Linked DNA regions of Homo sapiens: region 1 is linked to region 2. The links are chromatin loops, found by intact Hi-C in ENCODE. Cell type or tissue: mammary epithelial cell. All regions are shown on one strand. Links, peaks and the distances in the headings refer to the core of each region. The heading gives the core; the rest is flanking DNA. Region 1 overlaps NREP-AS1 (NREP antisense RNA 1). Region 2 overlaps NREP-AS1 (NREP antisense RNA 1).

Evidence for each region. Hi-C counts contacts between places; a loop is a spot of excess contacts. Peaks named below come from ENCODE experiments on the same cell type or tissue, not always from the same donor. Only the 100,000 strongest peaks of a DNase experiment are listed, where the experiment ranks them.
Region 1: it touches region 2 in a loop (2.2-fold over the local background); 2 of 110 quality-filtered maps call a loop at or near these places.

Annotation. Positions count from the first base shown.
Region 1 is chr5:111,922,929-111,934,888 of GRCh38, reverse strand. The region is part of intron 1 of NREP-AS1 (NREP antisense RNA 1); the gene reads right to left. It also overlaps a transcript of NREP not described here. Among named protein-coding and RNA genes, the nearest start is that of NREP-AS1, 16 kb to the right of the region's middle. In mammary epithelial cell, for the core only: no CTCF peak of the experiment used is centred there; DNase peaks (open chromatin) are centred at 3,568 and 4,808; H3K27ac peaks cover 1,628 bases.
Region 2 is chr5:111,991,305-112,003,264 of GRCh38, reverse strand. All of the region lies in intron 3 of NREP-AS1 (NREP antisense RNA 1), which reads right to left. Among named protein-coding and RNA genes, the nearest start is that of NREP-AS1, 85 kb to the right of the region's middle. RefSeq lists enhancers at 4,564-5,763, 11,106-11,605, 11,606-11,960. In mammary epithelial cell, for the core only: no CTCF peak of the experiment used is centred there; a DNase peak (open chromatin) is centred at 5,274; H3K27ac peaks cover 320 bases.

The DNA.
Region 1 (11,960 bases), core at 1,344-9,343, 68 kb after region 2:
ATTTGTGTAGGTAAGTCTGGCTGGAATTATTGCCTCCCTCACCTGGAGGTTGCTGCCTCTTCTCCCAGGAGGTTCTCCATATTTCCAGGACAGGCTTGTTGCCGCCAGGCTGCTCAGCCACCTGTGTTAGCAGAGCTTCCCACTGGGATAATCCTGTGTTGGGCCTCAGATAATGGGTATTGAGCAACTCATTGCTTAAGACAGCAAGTAATGTAGGCTGATTCCCCACATGGAACTGCGGCCATACATTCCTCCTGAGAGTCAAGGAGAATTCTCTGAGCAGCTCATGTTTAACTCCAGGGAGCAAATAGACTCAGTGAGCCTAGTCTATTTTTCTTTTCTGGTCCTATGTGGCTTCACTCAGTGTACCTGTAACTGAGTATCCCCATTTTTCTAAGAGAAAGAAAATGAGTTATTTTAATTACTATCTTTTCATGTTCTTTTCTCTTTCCTCCTCTTCCCCTATTTTCCACTTCCTACTTAGCTCTTTAGAAATGCAATTATAACCTTTACCTTCCCTTCACCAGATACTCCCTATATGGTAAGCTTATCTAACTATCCAACTATATGCTTACTTAGAAGCATAAGAGTCAGAAATCTCTCCTAACAGGAGCTTGCCCCAAGAGACAACAGTCAATTTATAACCCAACGTATGCCCGCAATGGAACTCTCTCTCACCTGGAGAGTATCTTGAGACAACATTCACCTTACAACCTAGGTCTGCCCATGATGGTGGCAGCTCAACCATCTGGTAGATAAGACACCAAAGCAAGCCACGTAGACCCTGCACCTGCTCATTCCCTCCTCTGCATACTATTTGTGCAAAGTCCCCCTTTAAAAGCCTCTGCTTTCTGTCCCCAAAAGGAAAATGGTACTTTAAAGGAAGGAGGCTGTACTTCTTCCCCTAAACTAAGCTTTGGAATAAAGTCACCTTCTTTATACCAAACCTCGCTCTTTTTAGCTGAATTCTGCAAGTGGTGAGCAACTGAACCTGCATTTTGGTTACAGACCCTTTCTGGTTTCTGCGACTATCTAAGTCCTCCCTAGCTTCTGGGTTAGTAGCTGTGGGTTCTCTTTATAAATGCAGTCTACAGTATAGACTTTCTTTCAAGTAGAGCAAAAAGAATTCTTCAGGTATTCTTTCGTTCATAGAAATTCTGGGACTCAGTGATACCCTTCTCAGACTTGCTGATGAATTGGATATGGGAAATTGGGAAAGCTGTAGACAAGAAATCCCTCATATCAGGGAAAAACTGGAATTTGAAAGTTTGGGGAGTGATGGGTCTGAGTGAGAAGAAATGTAGTCATTCTGTCCTTGGCTTGGATGGCAATACTTCCTCTGTCTCTCAATAAAGGGGTATGGGCAATGAGCTAATAAGCCAAAAAGGAGTCCAAACAGATTTACCTGCCACTAGGGCCAAGGTGCAATTGTTATAGTATTAGAATCCCATCTTCTAAAATTTGACCACTGAAAAATTATTCCATAATTCCATTTATTTTCTTTTGGAGATCCCTTTTAAGATAACAAATACCTAAATGACAGCATGTCTCCTTCCTACTAAGGATACTGACTAAGGAAAATAATCTGTGTCCTCATTTGAACCACAGTTATAAAAGCAGCCTCCTTTCCCGGGTGGCAGACAAAGTGAAAACAGCAGGAATCAAAGACAGAGAACCATAGGCATGGAGAGAGAAATTGGGGTTCCTTATATATCCAATTGCATACATTTGTTCCCATAGATCACATTTCTGCTGAAGTCTTAAAGGGTGGTTTAACGTGGTTTGATTTTAAGAGTCAAAAAAATTCTTTCAAAGTTATAATGCTAAGGAGGAGTTAGAGGCAATTATTACCTCCTCAAAGCTCCCTCTCTGAAGGATCTTTTTATTCTGGGCATGTCAAACTTGGCCCAGCTCCAGGACAGAACCGTTTCCTTTATGGGACCTTGTCTGGTTAGGGTAAGTCCTAATCAACTGCTGTGAGTGGTCTTCCTACTCACTGTAGGAGTGTGGGGCTTCACTCACTTGACTTTCGGGCTTAACATGATAGAATCCAGGGATTCTGTTGCCAAGGCACTACCAGTCAAGAGGGCTTTGGCTTCCGCGGCAGTATGAATCATAGGTGAATTACGTGACCTTTTAGTTGGCAGAGGCATGCTAATTCAGGGTCTTATATACCAGATATCAATATTTAAGAAATCTCTGTAAGTTTTTTATTTATACCAAATGTTTCAGATGAAACATTTTCCTGCAGTAATAAAATAAACATTTTAAAAGGAGGGGGCAAAATGTTGTTGTTTAATAGGAAACAAGAAACTAATCTATATGTCTGGAGTTTTGAAGACAAGTCCTGATCTTTTTGAATAAATGTATATGAGTCCTACTTGCTACTAACTGCACATTGATAATTCTTGTACTATTTCTGACTCAAGATCTAAGTCTAAACTTAGATGCTGTGGATTACTCAGATAATGAATGTGACTGTATAACTGTGGGATGGCTATGTTATTTTGAGTATAGTGTTTTGGATTATTTTGATCATTCATGTTAATACATTCCATTCAGTGTATATTGTGATGAGCTCTTTCTCATCCACACCCATATTTCCATGTGTTTGGTACAACATTTATGCCCCAAGAAATGCTCATAGGTATTTTTATTGGAGGAAAGGAGCATGGAGGGGACCATCTATAGTTACCCTGCCTTTGAGAAATTCTAAGTTACACAAAAATTAAACAGATTTTCTCTTTTTCTTTTCTTTTTTTTTTTTTTTTGCAAAAAGTCTCCACGGTCTTTAATATGCTTTATTTTTATTTTAAAACTCAAAGTCTCCCCCACTCTTTTTGTAGAATATCAGTTAGTATCATTCAGGATACTTTTTCTGTAAGAAAGTTTGGGAAACACTATTCTAAGGATACAATGAGATGCAATTGGTTTAATCATAACCAGAGTGATTTCAGCCTCTCACCAGATGGTTGTGAAAGTAATGCCCTGGAACAACTGTTGTCTCCTTTTTCGGAAGGCCTAATGAGAAAGATATCTATTTATCTCAAAGAGCATTACGCAATCTTTCAAAAAAAGAGAGAATGAACCAGAAGACCCATGGAGGAACCTGTAATTCTCTGGTTTTAGGATGCAATCTTTTAGAACATTTTATCAATTACTATGCCTTTGTTTGAGAAGGTCAGAGAATCCAATCTTAGAAATTGTTTTAGTTATCTACTGCTGCATAACAAATGTCCCCAAAACTTAATGAGTTAAAACAACAAATATATATTATCTCACAGTTCCTACAAGTCAGAAATTCTGGAGTGGCTTAGCTGGGTTGTTCTAAGTCTCTTATGATGTTGTAGTCAGAATGTAGGCAGAGACTGCAATCATCTGAAGTCTTGACTTAGGCTGGAAGGTCGGCTTCCAGTATGACTGACCTACTATCGATTGGCAGGTGACCAACTAAACTCCACACCATGTGGGCCTCGCCTTAGGTTGTTTGGGTGTCCTCATGACATGACAGCTAGCTTCAACCAGTCTGGGTAATCCAGGAGAAAGTGACTAAAGAGGAAGCCACACTGCCTTTATGGCTTAGCCTCTGCAGTTGCATACCATCACTTCTACTTTATTCTGCTTGTGAGAAGTGAGTCACTCAATCTAGCTAAATCCACTAAATCATACTCAAGGTAGGGGAATTAGGTTTCATCTCTTACAGGAAAGAGAATCAAAGAATTGTGGACATATTTTAAAACCACCACAGAAGGTTTAAATACTAAGGGCACAAGAAGAAGGGGCAAGATAAGACAGTGCCTGGATTATTTAATTCAGCATCTCAATGCCTTGTCAAAGATCCAAATTCTTTCTGTCTTCTACCCTGCCATGCTCAGTGTCTTAGCTGTATACTCAGGCTAGTTCCCCACATAGATGCACAATGATGGCATAAGTAAGAGCTATCATGTACCATCACAACATCCAGCAGGACAAGTGGATTGTGTCTTCATTGTGACATTATTTTTGAGTAAGGAAACCTTTCCTGGAAGACTTAACCTGGCTTCTGTCTTAACTCCTTGACCACATCTGTGTCAGATGCTCATGACAAAACCCATAGCAGGCAAGAGGAGAGAGACTGCTGTGAGTGACTTAGACCAGAGATGTATGCCTGAGCTAGGTCAAGTCAGCTGTGCTGAAGGACACTAAAACAAATTAGAGTTCCCTTTACAAGGAGAGAGGGAAATAGCTACTGGGCTTGCAATTAACAGCTAACTAACTGTGAATCCTTGACCTCCTTCTAGTCACAAAGTCATGTGCATAGGTCTGACGACATCATTTCCTTTGTAGAGTATAAAAGCTTACACTTTAGACAGAAGATCAAGTCTAGGGAGCCCTTTAGCAGCTCTTGACATAAAACTCATTCTGGTTAAAAGGTGTAAAAAATTTCTGAAAACATAATCATAAAATACATTTTTAACAATATCCAGTGTTGATAGAAGGGAAAGTTTAGAGATTAAACTAAATTCGCCACTTTCAAAGAAACCATTATATCTTTGAGGGTGGGGGACTACATTTATTCTCATTTGGTGTTAGTAACAGATGGAGTGGAATTTGTCCTTATGGGAGCCTAACATTTAAAGAGAAATCCTGAGCTGTGTAATCAGTTAACTTGGTTGCCTTATATCTCATCTCCTCTCTGTTTCACCTCTCCCCTTCTACCATCCCCTCTGCTCTTGCTAAATCAGAGTATTGCATAATTCAGGCAATTGAGGGCCATAGGCCTAGTTGCTCTTGCCTCGCCCTTTTCCTGAGACCCTGAGAGCAGTTCATGGTGATTTCAGCATTGCTCACCCCAAGTCTAGCTCTCCAGCAGTCTGTCATGTCTCAGCTTTACTGTTTTAGTCATTTCAAGGAGTTTTTAGAATTACTGGACAATTGCCTGCAGACAAATTCAGGGGAATATAAAGGAAAGGAAATGAAGGAATAATCTGCTCCTTGAGAGGAGGACTAAACTTGCTTAACCCAGAGGAATTTGGCTAGATGCTTTGCATTTAATAGGTTTTCATTCATCCATTCAATCACTTAATCACTTATTTAACTTTTAGTCTATCTGTGAGTGTCAGTTTCTCACCATTCAGAGAGCAAGTAAAGGATTGAGAATGGAAAACATGGTTTGCCACACAGGAATTGCCTTGACAAATTGAATAACACAGAAGTTCCCTAAGGATTTTGCCAGCCATGAAAATGTGTAAAGGTTACTGTGTGGATTTCTCATTTCTTATAGAATTCTGCATCAATCATGTACATATTTGAGAAAGAAAGGAAGATTTCTATTTAAAACCAACTTGACAATAATAGTGGAACCTAGGTTAAAAACTGTCTAAATATATGTGGCCAGCACAAGCTTTAGAACATGTGGTACAGAAAGATCCTTGCCCTGAGGCCAGACCTCTGCAGAAGTGGTTTGCTGGTATTGGCTCCAAAGGCCCTTAGGCTTCCTACCATGGTAGGTAAAGAACCAAGGACTCAGTAGCTCCCCAACTCATTGGCTCTCCTCTTTAAAACACTTTGGCAAAATTCCTTAGTATACTAAATTTTGCTTTTTCTTGAATTATATATTTGCTTTAAGTAGGATAGCACTTTATAAAATATTCATATCATATCACAATTAAATGAAATATTTTGCCAAGATTAATTTAGAACTAAAGGCATTCTAGGGCCCCGTAAAAAGTTAAGCTTCTAGCAAAAGACAGTAGAATTCAATGTGTAATCTAAACTATTAGTACCATTTACTAAGTGATCCTTTTCTTTAGTTGTAGAGGGGATAAGGAGGAGAAGAGTGTTACCCATTCCACCATATTAGTACTGATTTGCTAAAACACTAGATATAAAACAAGTACATTTATTATATGCATCCTGATGGAAAAACTACATACAATAATTTAAAGATTACTGATTTAAATATTACTCTAGGGTTTTTTTGTTTGTTTTAAACTGGGACATACACACTAAGGGGTGGTATATGAAGATTTTCCAGTGGGCATGTTAGCTGAGATCTTTTTAAGGAATAAACTTCCATACTTCTAAATGTATTCTTTCCTAAATTGGCAACATACAAATGTGTCTGTGGTCTATGGGCTCTCTCTTCCCATTTCCCCTTTTGCAGCTGACTTCCTCCCACTTCACTTATCCTAAATTTGACTATGGTGCATTGCTCAGGACTTAACCACTAAGCTACTCAGGGGAAAACTTGACACTTCACAGCTCATGAGGGAGTATTGTATGAGAGGAAAACAAAGAGAGGCTCCAGTAGAAAAATATTAGAGGGGGCAACACATTATTTCATCAGGCCTCAAACTCATGGCTGAGTTCCATGCCTTCTCTATCTCTTCTAAAACTGGAATTCAGAAGTCAGATGGTTAGCACAGGGACGTAGATTCACACATATATTTCAATTCAAATACAGTCAGATTTTTTTCTGACATAAATTAAGTCTGCTTTCCTCAATTTGAAACTGAGAACCTTATTTGTCATTTTCCTTATAAGGAAAGACAATTTCTAAAAATTAAAAAAACTAAATCAGAAGCTTCAAGATTTTGAGGAAAATATATTTAAAGCATCTCTATTATGTGCCAGAAATCACCACATTTTCAACTATTTAAATTTATGATAAAAATTCTAGATGTTAACTTAAAAGTCTATGCGATGTAAATAGTTTGCAAAATTCTTTTAGGGGATATATGAGCAAAAATACTTGAAGTCTACTGCTGAAGAATGCCATATGATCTCAGGGTGGCGGGGAGCAGGTGTGGGCCATGGTGCAACTGTCAAGTGGAGAGGTGTTTAGCAATCATCTCCTCCCTTCTCTTCACTCTGCCTTGTACCAGGATTTTTCCTCACACAGATTTCTGGCTGCCAATCTTTTCCAGTCCGGGGCCTATGAAGCCCCAGACTTTTTCACAGTCCATCCTATTGTAAACCAAAAAGAGAGTGAGGTGGATCTCAATTGATTTAGAAGTTTGTATTGCCAAGGTTGAGGATGCACCTGGGAAAAAGAAACACAAGTTACAGTAGGATCTGTGGCCTCTGCCTTTCCCAAAGAGGTTTTTGAGGGCTTAAATATTTAAAAGGAAAGAAGCAAATAGGAAGGAAAGGAGGAAAGGGAAAAAAGTGGGCAGGGTAGTTACTCTTGTGAGGCCTTGATTAGAGCTTATGAACCTACATTTTACATGTGAAAGATGGAGGGAGGGGAAAAGTGAACTGTGCATTCATCTTGTGCTCAGTAAATCTATATTTTTACATAGGATACAATCACAATGTGAAATTACAGCTATCTGTTTGGGAACAAAAGGAAGGTAGTTTTTGCATCACTTAGTTCTCAAGCTTAACTTTCCCTTAGGAATAGTGGGTTTGGGCTCCCAAGATTTTCCTTTCCTTTCACACCATGTCCCATTTCCACAGAGCGCTTATCTCAGAGGGCAAGAATTTATCATGCCACCCATCCTTTCACCCTTTCTGCTAGCTTAGATAATGGACACTGGTCATTCTTTTTTGGATTGCTTATCATGTGGTTTGGAAATTTTCCCATTTTGAGTCTTGATTGGATGCTGAGCTCATCCCTCATGAAAAAATTTGAAAGCTCAAGATATTTCCTGTTTCAATTCTTCATAGTAATAGCTATTGTGTTAGAGTAGGTAGCTAGTCAGGCCTCAGTGGCGCAGGAGAGGGCTCCCCCACCACACACCAGGAATGTCAGGTGACCATCAGGTGATGGTTTGGCAGTTATCAGACCATAATAGCAGAATATAGGGCCCAATTCAGAATACTGCCTTCACTGAGGGGCCTGGCCCAGATGCAACTATTACATAGTCTCTCCCGAGATCCATCTATAGGGGAGACACGCTGGCCATACAAATCTAAGGAATCAAAGGGGAATTAGCGGAGGACTAGGGTCTCACACAGGTGAACGTGACTATTCCTGCCTGACCCACTCCTCCGGGTCCATGGATGGAGGACCTAGAGGAGTGGGTCAGGCAGAAATAGTCACACTTGCACCCAGGAGCAGCACCTTTAATGGATGCCAGGGCTCAGGGAACAAAGGAAGGAGAATAGTAGTGGGGAAGCCCCCACTGTCTTCCTCTACACCTGGGTTACTCCAAAAGGAGGGAGAAGACTAAGGGACGTCTTTTCTTCCCCCTCTCTTTCTAGATGGGTAACAAACCATCTTCAGCCTGCACTCCTCTCGAGTGCATTCTGAAGCACTGGAAGTCCTTTGACCCCAAGACTCTGAAGAAAAAGTGGCTTACATTATTTTGCACAAGGGGGCGGCCTTACCAGCTTGGGGACAGACAAACCTGACCTTCTAAGGGAAGTCTTGATTTTAATATTATCCAACAATTAGATCTTTTCTGTAGATGGAAGGGCAAATGGTCTGAAGTCCCTATGTACAGGCTTTCTTTGCCCTGTGGGACAACACAGACCTCTGCAAGCGATGCACAATCGACCCAGCTCTTTTAGCAGCCATATCTGGAACATGCATGGGGAATGATACCCCAAAGCTAAGAAAACAAATTTCTGGGGAATCCTGAGACAACTATTAAGTGTCTCAGCTCCTCTTGTCCCCATTATCCAGGGCTCCCTCCTCCAACTGCACTGTTGGCTCCTCTAGTTTCACCACTTCCAAAACTCCCCACTTCCCCAGTTTCGCTTTTACCCCTGCATGAAATGCCCAGTGGACATGGTGCCAGTAGGGTTCAGGTTCCCTTCTCATTGAAAGACCTTAGACAAATAAAAGGAGACCTGGGTAGGTTCTCTAATGACCCCAGCAGTTATATAGAGGCTTTCCAAAATCTAGCCCAGGTGTATGATCTCACATGGAGAGATGTTATGTTAAACCAAACCCTAACAGCTGCTGAGAGGCAGGCAGCTCTGCAGGCAGCAGAAAAATTCAGGGACAAATAACATGTTTCTTATAGCAGACCAAAAAAGAAGAATGGAGATAAGGTAGTGGAGGAAATTATAGAACAACCATTCCCAACAGGGAGAGAAGCAATACCCCCTGAAAACCCTGGCTAGGACCGTAGTGACCCCACAGATGAATGGAAGAGTAAACACTTTTTAATGTGCATACTGGAGGGCCTATGAAAAACTGGGGCCAAACTTCTTAATTACTCTAAGCTGTCCACAACAGATCAAAGACCAGATGAGAATCCCTTGGCTTTCATGGAAAGGCTAAGAGGCCTTAATAAAACATACTTCCCTGTCTCCTGACTCAGTTGAAGGACAGCTAGTCCTAAAGTACAAGTTTATTACTCAGGCAGCCCCTGATATTAGAAGAAAATTACAGAAACAGGCAATAGGACCAGACAGTATTCTGGAGAACCTCCTCAGGGTAGCCACCTCGGTCTTTTACAGCAGGGATCGGGAGGAGGCCCAGGAAAAAGAGAGGAAGCACAGGAGAAGGATGGAATCTCTGATGGCTGCTTTAGAGGTCTGTAAAGTACAGGATCCACTAATTGCTATCCATGTGGCAAACCAGGGCACTTTAAGAAGGACTGTCCTGGCAGTAAGAAGCCACCTCGACCCTGTCCAGCCTGTGGCAAGGACAACTAGAGGTCGGACTGCCTGCAGAGACGGAGAGACATCTCCGTCCAGAACTGGTCTCCCAAATGCTCCAGCAGAACTGATGGGTCCCAGGGCTCAATTCCTCAACTCTAGTGGCCCAAACTGCCGTTACGCCCAGGAGCCCTGGGTGATTCTGGAAATTGAAGGAAGGAGGGTAGACCTCCTTCTGGACACTGGAGCTGGTCTCTCTGTTCTTTTCCAATCCAGGCTTCCCCTCTTCCCGTAGCACGATTGTGAAGGGCATCTCAGGAAAGGTTCTAACCCTATATTTTTCTCAACCCCTTAGTTGTAGCTGGGGGGACCTACTATTTACACATGGCTTTTTAATCATGCCTGAAAGTCCCACTCCCTTATTACGTGGAGACATTTTAGCTCACATGGGAGCCAGCATCCTTATGGCCCCAGGACAGACTCTTTGACTTCCACTGGTGTAAACCAATATTAACCCAGAGGTGTGAGCAAGCCAGGGGAAAATTGGCCAGGCTATAACTGCTATACTGGTCCAAATACATCTTAAGGATCCCACTTCTTTTCCTAACCAAAGAAAATATCCCCTAAAGCCAGAGGCTAGAAAAGGGCCAGAGGTCATTATTAATAATCTGAAGAAGAAAGGCCTCCTCAGACACTGCAGTAGCCCCTGCAACACCCCAATATTAGGGATGCAGAAACCCAATGGGGAATGGGGACTAGTTCAGGACCTCTGCCTCATTGAGGCCATAGTCCCAATTCATTCAGTAGTCCCTAATCCCTATACTTTGCTAATCCAAATACCTGAGGAAATGAAATGGCCCACAGTGCTAGACCTAAAGGATGCCTTTTTTTTTTTTCTCATACCACTACACCCTGACTCACAATACCTATTTGCCTTCCAAGATCTCTCTGGCCAGACTGCCCAGTTAACCTGGATGATGTTGCCACAAAGGTTTCGGGATACCCCTCACTTGTATGGACAAACACCGTCTAAAGACCTTTCTGAGTTCTCTCATTCTCAGGGTAAAGTCCTACAGTATGTAGATGCTATTCTTCTCTGTGCTCCAACTGAGAAAGCTTCTCTGGAAGGCACCAAGGCCCTTCTCAATTTCTTAGCCAATAGGGGATATAAAGTTTCAAAATCCAAGGCCCAGCTTTGCCAAACCTCAGTGAAGTACCCGGGTTTAGTGTTATCTGAAGGGTCCAGAGCATTGGCAGAAGAAAGAATTAAGCCCATTTGTTCCTTCACCCTCCCTAAAACCCTAAAGCAGCTAAGAGGATTTTTGGGCATTATAGGATTTTGCAGGCTATGGATACCTGGGAATGGGGAAATGGCCTGTCCCTTATACCAATTAATAAAGGAAACTCAGGCAGCCAAGACCCATTCCTTGATTTGGGATCCAGAATCAAAAAGGGTCTTTAACCACCTTGATTTGGGATCCAGAATCAAAAAGGGTCTTTAACCAGTTAAAACAAGCTTTGCTTGGGGCACCAACCCTTAGTCTTCCAATAGGGAAGGCATTCAGTCTTTACATGTCAGAAAGAAAGGGAATGACCCTGGGAGTTTTAACTCAGACCTAGGAGCCAGCTCAACAGCCAGTGGGTTACCTAAGTAAGGAACTGAACCTGGTGGCTAAAGGATAGCCAGCCTGCCTCTGGGCAGTTGCAGCAGTGGCCCTACTGGTGCCAGAAGCCACCAAATAAACCCTGGAGAATAGCTTAACTGTTTATACCCCACATAATGTGGCAGAATTGCTGTCTTCTAGAGGAGGCCTTTGGCTAACAGATAGCCACCTCCTTAAATACCAGACTCTACTAGTAGAGGGATCTGCAGCCCAACTAAAAACTTGCTCTCACTTCAATCCAGCCACCTTCCTCCCAGAGGAAACTGGGGAACCTGAACATGACTGTGAGAAAGTTGTAATAGAAACCTATGCAGCCATGGAGGATCTCAGGGAAATTCCCCTAGAAAATCCAGACTGGACCCTCTTTATAGATGGGAGTCTCTTTGTGGAGCAGGGAGTCTGTAAGGCAGGGTATGCAGTAGTCACCCTGAATCTTTAAAAGTATGTCTCTTTCACTAGGCACAAGCGCCCAATTAGCTGAGCTGATAGCTCTCACAAGGGCACTTGAATTAAGCAGAGGAAAAACAGCTAACATTTATACCAACTCCAAATATGTCTTTCTTATCCTCCATGCTCATGCCACCAATTGGAAGGAGAGACAGTTTCTCACTCCTAATGGGTCTCCCATGAAATACCATCAGGAAATTAATAGGCTTTTATCTTCACTTTTCCTTCCAGAAGAAGTAGCAGTAATGCATTGTAAAGGACATCAGAAAGGATCGGATGAAATAGCTGAGGGAAATAAGTTAGCCAACCAGGCAG
Region 2 (11,960 bases), core at 1,490-9,489:
CCATTGATTTGATAACCCATGGTTTATTTATTCTCTTCCATCAACAGACATTATAGTTTCTCTGTTTGTTGCTACTTCAAACAATACTTCAATGAATAGTTTTATATGTCTCTGAACACATGTGAAGGTTTCTGTAGAATTTCTACCAAAAGGAGGCTTTAAGTTTGTTTACATTTTGCCTCTGTGTTTAGAGAGGCCAAGTCCCTTTATCCCTTCCCACTTAAAGAGAAGACGCAGTAACTATAGTTATGAACTATGAGGAGCAGAGATAGAAGGCTTTTAAGGAAAAATCAGTAAATGGTAAATGGAACACTTCCAAATAAACAAATGAACAAACACATAGGCAAAACCCCTAAACCCACAAACACCTTAACCAGTAATCTTGTCTTAATAATGAAAATCAACTTCTGTGTAGATACCAGAAAACTGAAAATAGGGCAAGCAAATCTTGGCCCCAAAATCTGAGTAGGGACAATTAAAACTTTAGAATAGGCTCCAACTTTCAAAAGACAGATTTAAAAACACAGTTTTCTAAGCCAATTATATAGAGTGTAGGGTTTTACATATCCAATGCTCTCATCTATTTTTTCCCCTCCAAGCTTACAGGAAAACACTGTTTATTTCTGACATTTGGAAAAGCTGTTTCAGCCTCAGTGTTGACTGATAGTAATAGATATAAGAATTAATAAAAGAGATGTATTTGGTGAGTCACCAGCACAAGAGCTAAAACAGGCCACATCCCAAGGTAAGTGAAGCAGAACCTAGCATCATCCCATGGTGTTTTGAAGCTATGATTGAAAGTCAGAAGGGAGGAATATGTGTTTGCCAAGAAACATCAATGCTTTTGACTTCTTTCAACCTAGACTCATTGGTGGCATTTCCAGGGAGCTGATGATGTCTGGAGGGGAGAGTATAAATCTAAAGTCAAAAGCCTTGCTGAAATAGATTTGCTTTAGCTTCTTATTTTAAATGCATACATGTTTCATGGTGAAAATTTTGAAATGGAATATGTTAGCAGGAAGTGATAGGCTAGTCTTCACTGGTATTCAGGCAGGTCTGCCTGGTTTTTCACTAAGGGTAAAAAAAAGCCCAGGAAATCTCACATTTTTCATATTCCTACTCATATCCTCTTAATAAAAAAGACAAACCTAAAAACAAAAAAAGCCAAATACTTCAATTAACGAACTTATTCTAATAATGAAAATCAGCCTATATAGATATCAGAAAACTGAAAAATTGAGAATAAACAATATCATTGATTTGATATCCCATATCATTATAATCACAATACTTTATCGTGTTTTCCAGTAAAGAAGTTTCATACGTAATTGACTCTGATTTTAACATAAAGAATCCTAAATTTATCTGTTCACTTTGCAATTAAAAGTGTTTCTCTAATTTGTTGATGAATCTCTATCTTTGGATAGTATTATTGTTACTATGAGGTAGTAAGGGCCAAATGTATGGATCAAGGTGTCTCCTTCAAATTGTCACTGCTTCTTTTCTAGTAAAGAATATGTAGAATTTCTTCCTTCATCTACTTTGGGCTCTTGCTTGACATTTAATTCAGTTATGTGGGTTCTGGTGAACTTACATATTCTGAATTAAGTGGAAAGGCTTTACTCCTCCATTCACTGTAGCTCTTTAAACAAACTAAAACAAAGACTCCAAAAAACATCTTAGCAAAAATACATAGCATGTATATATGGGCTGAATTATGTTCCCTCAAAAATCCATATGTTGAAGTCCGAACTCCCAGTACCTCAGAATGTGACCATATTTCGAGACAGGGTATTTACAAAGACAACTAAGTTAAAATGAGGTCATTAGGGCCAGTCTAATCCAACATGACTGATGTCCTTATAAGAAGAGGAAATTTGGACACTGACACAGAGAGAAGATGATGTGAAGGCACAGGAAGAAGACAGCCACCTAGGAGCCCAGCAGAGGTGCCTGCAACAGACACTCCCCTCACAGCCCTTCAGAAGAAAGCAATGCTGTTTACATCTTGGCCTTGGACTTCTAGCCTTTGGAAATGTGAGAAAATAAATGCCTGTTGTTTAAGTCACCCAGTGTTTCTTTTTTGTGGAGGTCCTAGCAAATTTATACTGCATGGATGCTTTATTCCTCAGATTTCCCTGCTTGAAATCCTCATACCACTTCAGATTTGAAAAATAATCTCTACACACTAAATAAAAGGTTATTATTTGTTTCTCTCCCTGAACTCAACATGACATGAGTTTTGTGTCTTCACTGGAAAATATTTTAAATTTTTTTAAAAATGTATATAATATAAATATTAAATATATATTATATAGACTATATAGTATATATCAAATATATATGCTATATATTTTTAAAAATTATATATAAATATATAATATATGTATTTATATATTTAATATATATAAAATGTATTGTTTTGCTTATGGCCTATGTATCATTTTAACATTATCCAATTGCTGGCTCTCTGTCAGGGGCCTACATTGCATGTATACTGTAGGATCTTCCACCCGCATATGCCTGGATTTCTTCATGATTTTTTTCTACTTTAATGATGGTTTGTTATTAATTCATAATTTCAAGGGACCTAATATATAACTGATTTTTAAAATGTCTATAAATTAACAAAGAAAAGACTAATCATACTTTTTGGCATTATTAACAGCTGTATTCCCATCTCCTGATTTTTAGATATGCATTTAACTTGCTTTCATGGCCTGTGGCCCACAGGTTAATTATATAGTTTGTTGTTTTAGGCATCTGGACAACTTACTCTTCGCTATAAAAATTTATTTTTCTCCTTTCATACTTTTATCTATGTAGAATACTGTCTCATTACCTCAAGACCAAACTGAATGTATGAGTGCAAGATAGGCAAATTTGTGTCACAGGTCAAGTGTCATGCCCAGTTTGCCCTTGGCAGGTAAATTGGAAATAGGGTAAGGATACTCTGAAGCCCTTAGTTTTGAACTTACATTCCAATTGGATTATATGTATATTTAAGATTAATGTCGCAGTGAACACATAGAATTAGTTTGTGACTTATGAGTGATTCCTTACTCTTCACTCTGGGTGTTTGGGAGATAGTGACTAAATGACATTTACAAATAGCAAATAATATGATTTCAAAATTCAATCTCCAAGGCAAGTATGCATACAGATTAAGATAAATTTGTAACCCTTGCTGGTGGTTCTGCTTTGGCATGAGATGGTTTCTTTGTGTAACTAGCAACTGCAGATGGTTTATAACTATCAAAGGGACTGAGGATTAATGTAGATATTTTACAATCTGCTGTAAGCATCATTTGTATTATACATTTATATGACACAGTAGGTTACAATGATAGATTTGCTTTAGGTTACTCTGAAAATATTTTGAAAATGATAGAAACTTTTATATATAGCCAAATGGTTTAATTGATCAATTCTAGTGATATTCCTCTACAAAAAAAGGCATCTGGTCAGATAAAACTGCTTTTGCTGACAAAGAAAATAAAAAAGAATGGTCAAATAAAAAGTAATTCATCTATTTATGCTTTCATGAAGAAACAAATATCATTAGCTTAGGAGCTTTATGGCTTTTAAAAAACTTGTTTCTTATAGGAATGATGTGGTTTAATGTTTGTGTTATTGTATTTTTGTGGTTAAATGTGTCAGTGGTTTAATATGGGAGTAATCTAAGAGAGGGTATTGTAGGAGGAGATTGAACTGAACACACATCTAGCTCTCCTCCTGCCCTAAATTCCTTATGTGACCTAAAAAAGATTACACACACACACACACACACACACACAGAGAGAGAGAGAGAGAGAAAGAGAGAGAAATTCAGAATAGTGTTGGCAAGAGAGAAAGAATGTCATCAGCCGGTAGAAAATTGTGAGAATTTTTGCAAGTTAGAAAGGACACAATCCTGAGAATCCCCAAGCTGAGAGTGACCTAATGTAGAGAAGGAGATCAAGTGACAGCCATCACAGTAATTAAACAGGAGCTAAAATCTGAACAGTACAACTGTTCTGTCCTATCATTTACGCCACTATACTAAATGGCAAGCACAAATAGAACTCAATGTCAGGCTAAGTCTGAAAAGTATTATCAAAATTAATCTCTTTCGGGTCTGAGCAAGAAGAAGATCAGATTGTGGACTGACTTGAGATGCCCACGGGCATGAAGCCAGGAAAAAAAAAGGAGCACTCTGCTGTCAGGAGGTTAAACCTTGAAGTGCTTCTCTGCTGAACTCATCACCTTCCTAGGCTGGCAGTCAGGAGAGGGCATGAGCTCCTTGCCTACCTGCCAGTCCATGCCTCAGGAAACTTAACAGACACTGTCCAGTAGACCCACCTTAAATATTTACATAGAACCTAAAAGTAGCCTTTTCACTCACAGTTGAGACCTGGTGGAACATCAGACCTATATCACCACAGAGGATTGATGAAAACCAATAGGAGGACAAGGATGAACTAACAGAGCCACTGATCCAAGGTTATAAAATAAATAATTCAAGGAACAGATGAAAACTTAACCAAAGACACTTTTTACAGATCTTTAGAGAGAATCAAGTGGTGATTATCTATTAAAAGGAAAGAAGAAAAAGGAGGGAGAGGAGAAGGAGGAGAAAGATAAGGCTCTTAGGAAGATGAGTAATTAGAGAAGACAACAGTGGTTATAGATTGGCAAAGTAGAAAAAAATCTAATGCAAGGAAAATAATTAATTAAAAAACACTTAACAGGAGTTCCAGAAAAGAGAACATGAACATAGTAAATGGAAAAGATGAAAAGGAGGTAACAGAGGAATTTCCCTTGAGCTGAAGATTTGAGTCTTCAGATTAAAAGGGTGCACTTATGTGTCTACATCCTACTGAAATTTCCAACCTCAAGATTAAAAGAAAATTTTTAGAGCTTTTAGAGAGAAAATAAATCATTTAATCAGTCAAACTCACTAACATGTAGGTGAGAAATAAGTGAATAATCAGACTTCTAGAGGCTTTTTTTTTTTGTCTGTGAGCAGATGGAAGACCTTACTCCCACTCTTCATGCCCACGTAGATTAATTTTAATTTGGTCCTCTGGTTCAAACTTGACTGATTATCTTAATCACCTGTGAAGCCTTTGAAAAGTACACATCCATGGGCCCTACTCTCAGAGATGTAGGTGTATTAGATCCAGGGTGTGGTCTGGGAATCTGTATTCTAAAGAGCTCCTTGGTTTGGAAACAAGTGACTTAGCCCACAGACACTGATGACTCAATTCCATTAGCTGTTTGGTGCACGTGGGGCTCCATTCCATGGATATGAGCTCCTCACGCTAGACCACAAGGCTGACTCAGTGTGTTCTGTCTGAGGCCATATGAGTCTCATATGGCCAGCACCCAGGCCACAGAAATTATATTCATGGCTTCTGCTTTTAGACTAAACATGTCTTAGATGACAAACTATAAAAAGATGTAAAATATTTTTGCAAATCCAACTCTATTGGTAGCCGTTATCTTTCATTTCTGACTCCCCAATCATTGTTTGAAGGCTTAAATTTCACAAATAGAACTAAGGGTTCACTAAGAGTTTTGCAGTAAAGTTGCAGCTGTCCCATTCATGTGGATTTAATTAGAAAGATTTTGCCAATAACATTTTACAGATTTATCTTATTTGTAGAGAAACCCCCAGAGTGCCCTTTAATCCTGTCAAATGTGTCATTAAGGGAATATCTTACACCGATTGCATAATCAGAAGTTATATGAAGTAAAGGTGCAGCGTCTACAATACAGTACATGACGTAAGCTCTGACCAGCAGGGTTAGTTATGCTCAGGAAGTCAACTATCCACCATCTTGTCGGATCCATGCAGTCTTAGCAGACTTTCTTCACACCATGGATGATTGAATCCACTACTCTTTGCATGTTTAAAGACAGAGAAGGCAGATTCTCTGCAGAGAGACGTGAAGAGAAGGTATGCCATGCCTATAGTTGAACGCTGCAGTGGTAGGTGGTGTGAAACTAACTTTTTTACCTTTTTGAAGTATTAGGAAAGAAAAAGTATGTAGGTGAAAGTGGAATGTAATTTCCAAACACTAATCAGATGAGAAGCATTAATTTAGTGTTACTTTTCTTTTGGTCTGCTTTTGAAACAATGGCAGACTTTTGAAGGCTCTCTCCTTTCTTTCCTGTTTGAATTTATTTTCTGATTACACTTTAATACAATAAAATAGATTCATCAGAAACTTTCATGGCATTTCCCTGCCATGGCTCTTTTTTCACCCTGATTCTTCTCTCCAGTGTGTTCCTTTGTTCCTTTGTTTAGCCTCATAACACTCTTTCAGCCTCATAACACTCTTTCAGACTGTCTTCAATCTTAAAGGAAAAGGAAAAACTGAAAAAAAAATTAAACATTAAAAAAATCACTTTTATAAGAAGCAATTCCCCTTTTGGCTACACTGAACCTCACTAGCATTAGTTTATGTGGGTATTGTCCAGCCAGCAGAGCTTCCCTTTGGAGGTACAGTCATTCAATTTCTTTGATACACACAATGGTTAAATATGTTTCATTTTCATTTTCTAATCAGAAAAGAAGAGTGCTAAAATAAAATTTGGCTTCGAGGAAATCTGTGTGTTCAACTGAGTGTGTTGGAATTTCCAAAAGATTATGCTCCTTTCAGGTCCAATAAGTTAGAAGGAAATTTTGATTGCGGTGCCTGGTACTTGTAGAGAATGTGATTAAAAATTGATTAAAGGCCTATCCAAAGATATAGTTGAGATACTAGCTATAATTTTAGAAGATAATAAAAGTCATGACCTGTATATTTCTAAATTTCTTTTACAGTTAAAGAATATTTGCTTGACCCGATGAAATAAAATGAAACAATAAAAACCTAGTTTATATAAGAACCCCAAATACAGTCCTAGTCATCAAATCCTAATAATTGTGTGTCCAGGGGAGAAGAGGTCCCAGTAATCCTACTTTAGCCTTTACATGTTTGTGATATTTATTTTAAACACTTTAGGAAGTCAGTATGACATATATTCCTCTTTCCTTTTCGTTAAATTGAAGACACATTGAGTACCATAACTACACTGTAGAAATAGAATACTGATTCTATTAGAGAAAGGTGACATTTACTTTATCTTGATTTAGAGGATAACTTATGTAAATTACCAAAAAAAGGCAGGAGATGTCAAGTCTTTCGCATAAAATTCAAGTGAGATCAACACATTCATTGACACATCACTGAGGGATAAATTTTTTATTGCATCCTATATATTTGTTCTAAGAATTCTGATTATATTTTTATTGTTAAAAGCTACTACAGATAGTTTGGTCACATCTTAGAAGTAATGAACGGTCACCATGACCTCATTCTTGGGAGTGTTGTCATTTGAGACCTTGTGTTTGAAAAGTGTCCGGAACTGGCAGTACTGTTGATGTGCTACTCACCTTTTACATCTGCATACATTTATCAGAAGTGGATTTGAGGTTTGCATAAATATTATGCATTTTAAAAACTATACTACCACGTTCTTTTTGGTTTCTTTTATTGTTAGAGTCCTTACTGTGTAGAAATAGTTTTTAATATTCCATTATGTTTAATTATTTTGATAAAATAGCAAGTTTACACTACAGTTTATTTTAAATAAAAATAAGTGCAAAATAAAAGTTTAAAGTAGACTTTGCCACAGTTTTTGCAAACCTGGCTTTTTGCTTTTTGTTTTCATTTTTTTTTAATTGTGGGAAAATGTTTCTGGAGAACCTCAAATGAAATAAAGTTAGACACAGAGTCACATTTTAGAGGCATATAGAGAAAATGTGGCTTTTTGTTTGCATTATTCTTTTTTACTCTGTACGGTGAAAAATTGGTTTTATTTCTTATCATATATCAATAATTTTTTTTTTTAAATTTGAGACAGTCTTGCTCTGTGGTCCTGGCTGGAGTGCAGTGGTGCCATCTCGGCTCACTGCAACCTCCACTTCCCAGGTTCAAGTGATGATTGTGCCTCAGTCTTCTCCTGAGTAGCTGGGATTACAAATGTGAACTGCCACATATGGCTAATTTTTTAAAAATTATTATTATACTCTAAGTTCTGAGCTACATGTGCAGAAGGTGCAGGTTTGTTACATAGGTATACATGTGCCATGGTGGTTTGCTTCAGTCATTAACCCGTCATCTACATTAGGTAGTTCTCCTAATGCTATCCCTCCCCTAGCCCCCCACACCCCGAGAGGCCGTGGTGTGTGATGTTCCCCTCCCTGTGTCCATGTGTTCTCATTGTTCAGCTCCCACTTATGAGTGAGAACATATGTTGTTTGGTTTTCTGTTCTTGTGTTAGTTTGGTGAAAATGATGGTTTCCAGCTTCATCCATGTCCCTGCAAAGGACATGAACTCATCCTTTTCTATGGCTGCATAGTATTTCACAGTGTATATGAGCCACATTTTCTTTATCCAGTCTATCATTGATGGGCATTTGGGTTTGTTCCAAGTCTTTGCTATTGTGAACAGTGCCGCAATAAACATATGTGTGCATGTGTCTTATAGTAGATGGATTTATAATCCTTTGGGTATATAGCCAGTAATGGGATTGCTGGGTCAAATGGTATTTCTGGTTCTAGATCCTTGATCTAGATCACCATACTGTCTCTTCCACAATGGTTGAACTAATTTACACTCCCACCAACAGTGTAAAAGCATTCCTGTTTCTCCATATCCTCTCCAGCATCTGTTGTTTCCTGACTTTTTAATGATCGCCTTTCTAACTGGTGTGAGATGGTATCTCATTGTGGTTTTGATTTCCATTTCTCTAATGATGAGTGATGATGAGCTTTTATTCATATGTTTTTTGGCCACATAAATGTCTTCTTTTGAGAAGTGTCTGTTCATATCCTTCACCCACTTTCTGATGATGTTGTTTTTTTCTTGTAAATTTTTTTAAGTTCTTTGTAGATTCCGGAGATTATCCCTTTGTCAGATGGATAGATTGCAAAACTTTTCTCCCATTCTGTAGTTTGCCTGTTCACTCTGATGATAGTTTCTTTTGCTGTGCAGAAGCTCTTTAGTTTAATTAGATCCCATTTGTCAATTTTGGCTTTTTAAGAAACAAATTATATTCTGCTTTACGTTACTATTTTTTAAACATATTGTATCCCCTTCCTAGTTTCTACACTCTTTTGGAGTTTATATACCTTCCCTAAGATATAACCAAATCCTGGGCACATAGGTGCATTGATATTAAATAAATGCACAACTCAAGTTTCTACTTTACATCCATATCACAAAGCTTGGCATCAAATAGTTTACAGTCTATTTGAGGAGAAAATTTGTAGGCTAACCGTAATGCAAAGTAGGATGAAATAAACACTTTAATGGTGATATGAGTAAAATAGTGGTGAAACCCAAAGTAAGAGTGATTAGCATAAATTTGGGAGTGGAGGAAGGAAGGGGATTAGTATAACCCTCACAGAACAAGTGACATTGAGCCTGAGTCTTTCAGAATCAGGAGCACTTCTGTAGGCTAAGGAGGTAGAGGAAACATGGGTTTCTAGCTTAGGAGCTGTAAAAAGCACTACCCATATGGAGAATAGAAATCGGCCCCATAAACCTGGAGCTTATCTTCTCAGAGGGAAACAGTAGCACCACATCACCTCTGTTAAATGCACTCTCAGGAGTTCAGACTTTGTTCTGCTCAGAGAAAAGAGCCAACAAAGATTTCTGAAGGAGAAATAACATACTATGGGCTCTGAGACTAAGGAGAATGACTTTGGTATCAGTAGGTGGGGTTAATTGAAGCAGGGTTCTCCAGGCAAGGTATGGTGAGCCTCTGAGTTAGAATGATAGTGAGAAAAGAAAGGGAGGGGACAGATACGGGTGACATTGTGAGGTATAGTTAATAGTGCATGGAAACAGCCCTGTCATTGTCCTTATCATACCAGAGGGTTTCCTTGTACTTGCAGCACACAGCTGGAATCCCTGGTATGACACACAAGTCATTTTCCACCTGCATTGATTCCTTTCTCTTTTCCCTTTTTCTTCCCACTCTCCTCGTGCAAGCATGGCATGCTGGGCTCCACCTATGTAAACCTTCTCTCCGTGCTTTATGCTCTCACATGTCTCCTTGGTTTTGAATATTTTATTCGTTATGCTGGATGTATTCTTCCTTTCTCTCCAGTTTCTGAACATCTACTTAGTTTTTAAAAGCCCAGCTCAGCTGAGCATGGTGGCTTACACCTATAGTCCCAGCTACGGGGTTGGGGAGGGTTGCGTTGGGAGGATTGCTTGCACCCAAAAGATCAAGGCTACAGTGAGCCATGATTGTGCCACTGCACTCCAGCCTGGGTGACAGAGTGGGACCCTGTCTAAAAAACCAAAAACACCCAACCCAAATGTTACCTTTTTTTGGAAGCTTTCCTAACCAGATCTCTACTGCCCCCAACACTCCCACATCCATTGCTCCCTGGACTTAGTCACTCTCTCCCTTGCCTCCCAGAGCAGTGTATTTATCCTTTTAAAATAAAACTAAACACACAACACTATACACCCATTAGGCTAAAATTAAAAATTGTGACAACACCAAATGCTGGTGAGAATGCTGCAAAATTTGATCACCCACACATTGCTGGTAGGAATGAAAAATGGTACAGGCATCCTGGAAATAGTTTGAAAGTTTCTTTTTTTTTTTTTTTTTTTTTTTAAATGTAAACATTCAACTATCATATGACCCAAAATTGTACTCCTGGGTGTCAATCCCAGAGAAATGAAAATGTATGCTCACACAAAAATCTGCACACAGACATTCATAGCAGCTTTATTGTGATAATAAAAAACTGGAATTACCCCAGATGTCCTTCAACAAGTGAATAAACTGTGGTAAATACATACCATGGAATACTACTTAGCAATAAAAAGGAATAAACTATTGATAAATGCATTTGCATTTATCTTGGATGAACTTCCAGACTATTATGCTGGCAACAAGAAGCCATTTCCCAAAGGTTACAAACTGTATGTTCTGAATAGCTTTCTCATTTTATAACTGCAGTCTGTTTAGTAGCAATAATCTTGATGCAGAGTTTACATTTTCATCTCTTTGCCAAGGAGACTATCACCTGACTTTTCTCAAATCTAAGTAGTTACGTGTCACTTTTAATTAGCAATTAGAAATGGACGTAAGAGGTGGAGCCAAGATGGCCGAATAGGAAGAGCTCCGGTCTACAGCTCCCAGCATGAGCGACACAGAAGACGGGTGATTTCTGCATTTCCATCTGAGGTACTGGGTTCATCTCACTAGGGAGTGCCAGACAGTGGGCACAGGACAGTGGGTGCAGCGCACCGTGCGTGAGCCAAAGCAGGGTGAGGCATTGCCTCACTCAAGAAGCGCAAGGGGTCAGGGAGTTCCCTTTCCTAGTCAAAGAAGGGGGTGAGAGACGGCACCTGGAAAATCAGGTCACTCCCATCCTAATACTGCGCTTTTCCGATGGGCTTAAAAAACGGCGCACCAGGAGATTATATCCCACACCTGGCTTGGAGGGTCCTATGCCCATGGAGTCTCCTTGATTGCTGGCACAGCAGTCTGAGATCAAACTGCAAGGCGGCAGTGAGGCTGAGGGAGGGGCGCCCGCCATTGCCCAGGCTTGCTTAGGTAAACAAAGCAGCCTGGGAAGCTCCAACTGGGTGGAGTCCACCACAGCTCAAGGAGGCCTGCCTGCCTCCGTAGGCTCCACCTCTGGGGGCAGGGCACAGACAAACAAAAAGACAGCAGTAACCGCTGCAGACTTAAATGTCCCTGTCTGACAGCTTTGAAGAGAGCAGTGGTTCTCCCAGCACGCAGCTGGAGATCTGAGAACGGGCAGACTGCCTCCTCAAGTGGGTCCCTGACCCCTGACCCCTGAGCAGCCTAACTGGAAGGCACCCCCCAGTAGGGGCAGACTGACACCTCACACGGCCGGGTACTCCTCTGAGACAAAACTTCCAGAGGAACGATC